2 separate regions of the Homo sapiens genome follow, and region 1 is linked to region 2. A link is a contact called in ENCODE Hi-C or POLR2A ChIA-PET data. All regions are on one chromosome and are shown on one strand. The core of a region is the stretch at or near the end of the contact, and the rest is flanking DNA. Distances in the headings are between cores, read along the strand shown. Region 1 holds the start of ZDHHC13 (zDHHC palmitoyltransferase 13). Region 2 holds the start of SAAL1 (serum amyloid A like 1).

Evidence for each region. Hi-C counts contacts between places; a loop is a spot of excess contacts on that map. ChIA-PET counts read pairs that join two places held with the same protein, here RNA polymerase II (POLR2A). Pooled maps may share reads with other maps.
Region 1: a loop to region 2 is called in a map of naive thymus-derived CD4-positive, alpha-beta T cell, with 4 times the contacts of the local background. The contact joins the promoter of ZDHHC13 here to the promoter of SAAL1 in region 2. A Hi-C loop is called at or near these places in 1 of 168 maps with a recorded cell type or tissue (naive thymus-derived CD4-positive, alpha-beta T cell), 2 of 37 single-sample maps with no recorded cell type and 8 of 50 pooled maps. POLR2A ChIA-PET finds 5 or more read pairs at or near these places in 1 of 52 experiments (PC-9).

The regions. Positions count from the first base shown.
Region 1 is chr11:19,115,918-19,119,108 of GRCh38, forward strand. It overlaps ZDHHC13 (zDHHC palmitoyltransferase 13), which reads left to right and starts at 1,251. Exons shown (of 17, transcript NM_019028.3): 1 at 1,251-1,359. The coding sequence starts at 1,333. RefSeq lists silencers at 981-1,220, 1,271-1,350, 1,441-1,670.
Region 2 is chr11:18,104,012-18,107,421 of GRCh38, forward strand. It overlaps SAAL1 (serum amyloid A like 1), which reads right to left and starts at 2,071. Exons shown (of 12, transcript NM_138421.3): 1 at 1,896-2,071. The coding sequence starts at 2,030. It also overlaps the pseudogene HIGD1AP5. RefSeq lists enhancers at 1,817-2,076, 2,227-2,276.

The DNA of each region.
Region 1 (3,191 bases), core at 1-2,500, 1.0 Mb after region 2:
AATGACACGCCTGTACATCCATCCATCCATCATTCATTAAAATTGTGCTGAGCATTTTCCATGTCCCAGTGCTGTGTTAGACACTGGGAGTTCAGAGATGGATCTGACATGGTTCCTATCCTCAAAGGGTTTGGGCTTTTGGGGGCAAGCCAGGGCTGACGTGCCCAAAGGACACAGACACTAAAGCAATAGTAATACATCTACGATTTTATTGTATCATAGCAATATTTTCCATGGAAAACCCAGCACTTTGTTGGATTTCTATTTATTTATTTTATGATTTAGTATTATTTTTATAAAATAAGGAAGTCATAATGTTTTCAGATCGTTTTCAAATTAGCTTCTAAAGGTCTTAATCTGGTTCCACTTGGCAACAGACACATCTAAGGAACCATTACAAAGAACTGTGTTAAGTGCTGGGCTAGAAAAACCCCAGTGTTTACTCGGGGCTGAAGTAGGAGAGCCCCACTGCCCCACTGGAACGCCCCAAGGGAAGGAGCCATCCCTAATGCTTGCTTCATAGACCTTCAAGCTGGACAGGGCTTAAATGCCAGCTCCTCCAGTGCCCTCCACAAAGGGTCGTGGAGGTCAGGGGGGAGGTGCACTTCAAGTGGGAGGCTCTCGCCCACTCCCCCTCTAGCCTGCGCCGTAGAACTCATTTTTTGTTTCATTTGAGGAAACAGAACCTCAGGCGGTAGAGGTGACTTGCCCAAGATCACGCAAATGGAGTGGAAAACATTTAAATAGCTAACATCTATTGATTCCTTTTTATATGTAACGCACGGGCTGAGGGGCTTTACATGCGTTTTCTCATTTAATCCTCCTGATAATTCCATGAAGTAGGTACCCTTATTTTCCTCATTTCACAGATGAGAAAATTGAGGTAAAATAAGAGACTTTCACAAGGTCATTTAGCAATTAAGTAGCCAAGTCCAGATTTGCTCTCAATAGATGGTGGTTGACGTTGGAATAACAGTCTGATCCTGACCCTGGACGCACATCTGGGGCCCGTGGCACCTGGGGCAGGGAGGGGCGCTCGGTCCTGGGCTGGGGCTGGGGGAGCGACCGGCACGGGCGGGCCGGGGGTGGAGCCTCTGGCGAGCTGTTCACAGCGGGCTTCCCAGGAGGTGAGAAAGTCCCGCCCCTAGCCGATGGAGGGCTGGGATTGGTTCTCCGGGACCGATTGACGGCTCAGGGCACGAGCGGGGACCGCAGCGGCGGAGGTGAGGGCGCCAGCAGGAAGTGGGAGAAGAGGCGACCCAAGGCGGGCTGGCGGGCTGGCGGCAGTCGCTACTTGCCTAGTAGCCTCAGCCGCTGTGGGCTCCTGGGGAGATGGAGGGGCCGGGGCTGGGCTCGCAGGTGAGTGCGGCCGGGCGGTGGCTGTCCTGGGGGCCGGGAGAGCGGCTGCAGCTGTGGAGGAAAGGATGGTGTGGGTGAGAGGCCGCTCGATGAGGGGGTTTCGGGAGCGGCGGGGCCTAGGTCTGGGAAGCGGGAGCCTGGAAACACCACGAACGATGCTGGAAATTGTCTCTGAGGCGACTGGGAAGAAAAGGCGAGGACTGAGGGGTGAGGGCCCGAGCCGGCCCCTCCAGCCTCCATCCCTGGCCAGGGCGCCCCCTGGGGCCGGTACCCGGAGCCCGGCGGGGACCTCTGTGGGCCTGGGGAGGGGACGATGGCCCTTCCCGGGAGAGGTGTCAGGTGACACACCTGATTCGGACCCGCCCGTCTTGACGTTGGCCCGGAGTCGGAGCGGTTCTGTTGATTTCTTTTTCAGCCCTGGCGTCTTAGCACCCGCCTTCACCCCACCCAGTCCAGTTTTCGCTCCTGTTTCCGCATCCTTGCTTACTCCTTGAAATAATTAAGGCTGCTTGTTTAGGATGGAGGAAAGGGGCGTGGAGAGGGGAGGTACACCACAGCGATCTGCAGAATCTCAAAGGACAATATTCCGTGGAGGAGGTGTTATATAAAAGCCAGACGGAGGTCCAAAGAAGCCAGGCGGGCCAGTCGGAGAAGTTACAGGAGGTAGATGTTGTCTCCAAGAAAACAAGATTTTTGTGCTTTTTGCTTATGGCCCTTTCCTAGTGCCTAGAGTACTGACTAGTATATTGTAGACGTTCACTTAATATTTATTGAATAAATGCAGAATTTCCAGGTTCAGCCAGTTTTAGTGAGTGCATAACCCATGTCAGATGCTTTCATATGCATTATTTTATTCCAGAATTGAAGCATCCTTAAGAAGATATTATCCCCATATACAGATGAGAACGAACACTAAAGCTGTCTTCAGCTGGAATCAGTTAGGCGGTAGATTCTCAGTTTGGGATGATTGGATTACCTGATCTCTAAAAACGTTTTTCCAGTCCCGAGAGTGTTCCTCATGCTTTCCCTTTCCCTTCTTTCAGCACGATCTTGTGTAGGTTTAAGTGAGGGACAAGATGTCTGGGGAAATGTCAAGGTGTTCTTATTGGTTATTCTTGAATTTTAACAGAAAAAAAATAGTTCTCAGGCAGACTGGATTTTACCAAAGGGTGTTGAATCTTCACATGGAAACAGCGCCTCATTCTTTTTCTCAGAGAGGCTCAAAGAAAAGTTGGTAGGAGTAACTATTATGTCTTAATTACTGCCACTCATTTACAGAAGGCTTCAAGTGCTTAAAGTTCACTCTCTCATGCTGAAGGGAAGATTAGCCTTGTCCCAGTTCCATGGCCTATAGAGAGGGAGAGAATGATTTGGTGGTTGAATTTAGTAGGGAAAGGTAGAGAGATCATTGTCGTTGTTAATAATAATTGCTCTTGTTCACTTTTTCAGTAATGTGAAGACCTCACCTATATATACTGCTTTGCAGTTTGCAAAATACTTCCCCATTTTTGATCCTCACTATAATCCTCTGAGGTGGGGAGAAATGATTATTCTGATTTTAGAAATGAGAACAGAGGCTCAGAAAACTGGAATCACTTGCTACAAGTCAAATAGCTGCTAAGTGATAGAGCCAAGACTTCAGTCGTTCATTCAGCAAATGTGTTTTGAATGTCTGCCAGGCACCGTTTTAGGTGCTGTGATAAATTAGTGAACAAAACAGACAAAAACATTACTGCTCTCATTGAATTTGGTTCTTTTGATTCCAAGATCGGTGCTGTTGGATTTTTGCCAGGATTTGCCTATACAATCAGGTCTGCAGTTTCCTTTCTGAC
Region 2 (3,410 bases), core at 821-3,320:
TTTTTATTAACCTTTCCTAAACGTATTATAGCTCACATTTATCTCAATGTTTAATATTAGAAGTGTTTTAGGTCCTCATTTAGAAGTTTGGTGATGTTCTTGTGTCCAGAAATATGCCACAGGGACTTAACTCTTGTTTATATCAATTAGCTATGGTAAAATTGGTTTCATTATCAGTAATTTTGCTTACAGTCACAATTTCCAAGAACCTACTGATGTTAAGTGAGCACTTACTTTAATATTAACCCATAATCGTTTAGAAGTCACAAAGAGGCTATCAGCAAAGTATCTTCTCTTGCAAAAATCTTCTTTTAAAAATGTAGTACCTTGGGTAGATCTACTCTTTCAACATTCACAAAGTAAATACTGTTGCTAGGCACTGGGGTAGATATACAAAGACAAGTAAGATATAATCCCTTACATTTAAGCTTTTTTTTTTTTTTAACTTTTAGGATCTAGTGGGGAAAGACATGTAAAGGGATAGTCATATTAGAAAAGGCAAAGTGATTCAACTGAATTGTGGACAAAGAGTTCTGGTAGCAAAAACGATGGACCAATGACCTATTCCTAGGAGAAGATGGGGAACCTTCCCTTAGGTGCTGATATTTAAGCTAAATTTTAAAGGAAGAATAGTAGTTTGTCATGTGAAGAAGGAGAGAAGTGAGTATTCAGAGGAAAGCACAAGAGTTCAGAGTTAAGAAAGGGCCTAGCATGTTTGGGGATGGTGAACAGTTCAGAGTTGATGGAACACAGTGTATCATGAGAAGATGAGGCTGGAAAATGTACAAACAGCCCTGGATTCCAAACTTCAAGAAACATGCATTTTTCTCCCAGGCAAAAAGAACTAAGAGCAGTATCATGAATAGCCCTGTCTTTAAAGAAGATTATTCTGGCAGCTGTGTAGAAAATTGACTGGAGAGGATAGACAATAGGAGGAGAGGAACCAATTAGGGAAACATGGGGGGAAGAAAACACATTTACTGACAGCCTCCTATAAGCCAAACACCATGCTAAGCACTCTGTTGCCATTATAATCTCACTTAACCTACACAATAACCTTATATATAATATAAATATTATAATCCCATTTTATAGAAATTAAGGGACAAATAGAGGTTCTGAGCCGTTAGGTGACCTGCAGCTAGTGGGTAAGGAAGCTGCGTTTTTTGTTTTTTTGAGACAGGGTCTTACTCCGTCCCCCAGCCTGGAGTGCAGAAGCTGGATCATAGCTCACTGCAGCCTCCAACTTCAGGCTCAAGCGATCCTCCAGCCTCAGCCTCCTGAGTCGCTGGGACTACAGGCGTGCACCGTCACGACCGGCTTTTTTTTTTTTTTTTTTTTAAGTTTGTAGAAACCAGGTCTATGTTGCCCAGGCTGGTCTCAAACTCCTGGCTCAAGCGATCCTTCCGCCTCGGCCTCCCAAAGTGTTGGGATTACAGAGGTGAGCCACCGCGCCTGGTCAGAAGCCACGTTTTTAATATAAAAGTTGTATAACCCTAAAGTCACCATTTATTCTATTACAACGATAGTCCATGAAATACATAAATTAAGGACCTGGGCTTCAGAAATGACAGTGGGGATGGGGAGCAAAACCCGAGGAATGCAGTTACACGATCATGTATTTTTGGAGAACTTGGGAAAGCAAAATAGAACGGCAAGTATTTCAGCATCCCTACCATTATACTTCCCTTTGTGTCGAGAGACCCCGAGGGGGCCCAGATAGTTTTGGGGTCCGCAGCGGCCGGCGAAACGCAAGGAGCAAGGTCCCGCAGCGCACGCCTGGGGAGGGGTCTTTGTGGGGATGGCGGCTCCCGGGGCAGGAGGATTCGCCAGAGGCGGAGCCCCGGTGCCTGGGGGATGTAGGGACACCCCACGCGTGGCGCGAGTTTCCACACCTGGATGAGTCCGCTGAGGACGCCGAAGAGCCAGTGTTTGCTGTAGACCGTGCTCCCTATGCAGTCTCCACCGGCCACCTCCTCCTCCTCCTCCTTGTCGCGACCCGGCGGCGGCGGCGAGGGGTTGCGGTCCATGACTTTGTCGCGTCCCGCGCTTGAAGGCCGTGCCGGAAGCTGCGGAGGAGACGACCGGCGCCCTAGTGCCAGAGCGCCCGGCGTACCCGGTGGGACTCCCCCTACAGCGCCATCTGCTGTTCGGAGCCTGGCCAGCTGCCAAGGCGGCTTGACCTCCCCCACCCCATCCTATCGAGGACCCTGGCACGAACATACTCATAATTATTTGTCACCCTCACTGAATCAGGTGTTCCATTTCTCCAGGAGCTCTTAGACTGATTGAAGAAGGAAGGGTGGGGAGCAGTGAGGAAGCCTCAGGAACAGATGTGAATCTCAAAGCTAGCGGACTTATTCTATTCGCCTTCTGATCTATGTTGCCCAGGCTGGTCTCGAACTTCTGGCTCAAGCAATCCTTCTGCCTCGGCCTCCCAAAGTGTTGGGATTACAAACGTGAGCCACCGCGCCTGGTCAGAAGCCACTTTTTTTATATAAAAGTTGTATAACCCTAATAATATAATCCTCTGATCTCTGGCCACTGTTGCCATTCCTAAAAATATCCGTAGGGGAAGCTGGATGGCTTGTGAGGGATTCCAGGGATCCAAAGTGATTCGAAAAACTAAAGAGGCACCATTTGTCCCCATTGGAATGGCAGGTTTTGCAGTAGTTGCTGCATACGGATTATACAAATTGAAAAGCAGGGGAAATACTAAAATATCACGTCACCTGATCCACATGCGTGTGGCAGTCCAGCTTTGTTGTAGGAGCAATGACTGTTGGTATGGGCTATTCCATGTATCCGGATTTCTATGCAAAACTTAAACCTTAGAAGAAGAGATGTTGTCTTTGTCTTGTTGGAGGAGCTTGACTCATTAATGAGTCATCTCATTATTGAAGTTACATGTTTATGTTGAACATAAATTATTTGGGTAGGTTCAGATGATACTACGGTATTTTGAATAGTCGCTTCCTTTCGTGTAGGCTTGATTTGCCTGGTGACCAAATTATTAGTGACTAGTTCACTAACTAGATCATTCCGGGGAGCCAAGTTAACACACAAGAAACACGTCACCTAAATGCGCTTGATGGTGTTAAAATGTCCAACTTCTTAAACTGTTAAGATGAAATTAATACTAAGGAAGATAGCAGGCCAATCCTGAAGTACTCCCAGTTTGCTGCAGAATCTTGCATGTTTCGAATGTTAAGAGTCCAATTTACTCCAGTTAATTTAACTTTTTTTCTGTCTGTCTTGTGGACTGGTTGGCTCTTTTAGAACTCTTTAAAAAAAAGTGCATGAAATATAACTTGTAAAGCCTCCTACAACTGACAGTATTGTGTGCGTGTGTTTAAACCGAATCTAGAAACCTTACAACAGACCTGCATAGTATTAGTATTGATTAAAGA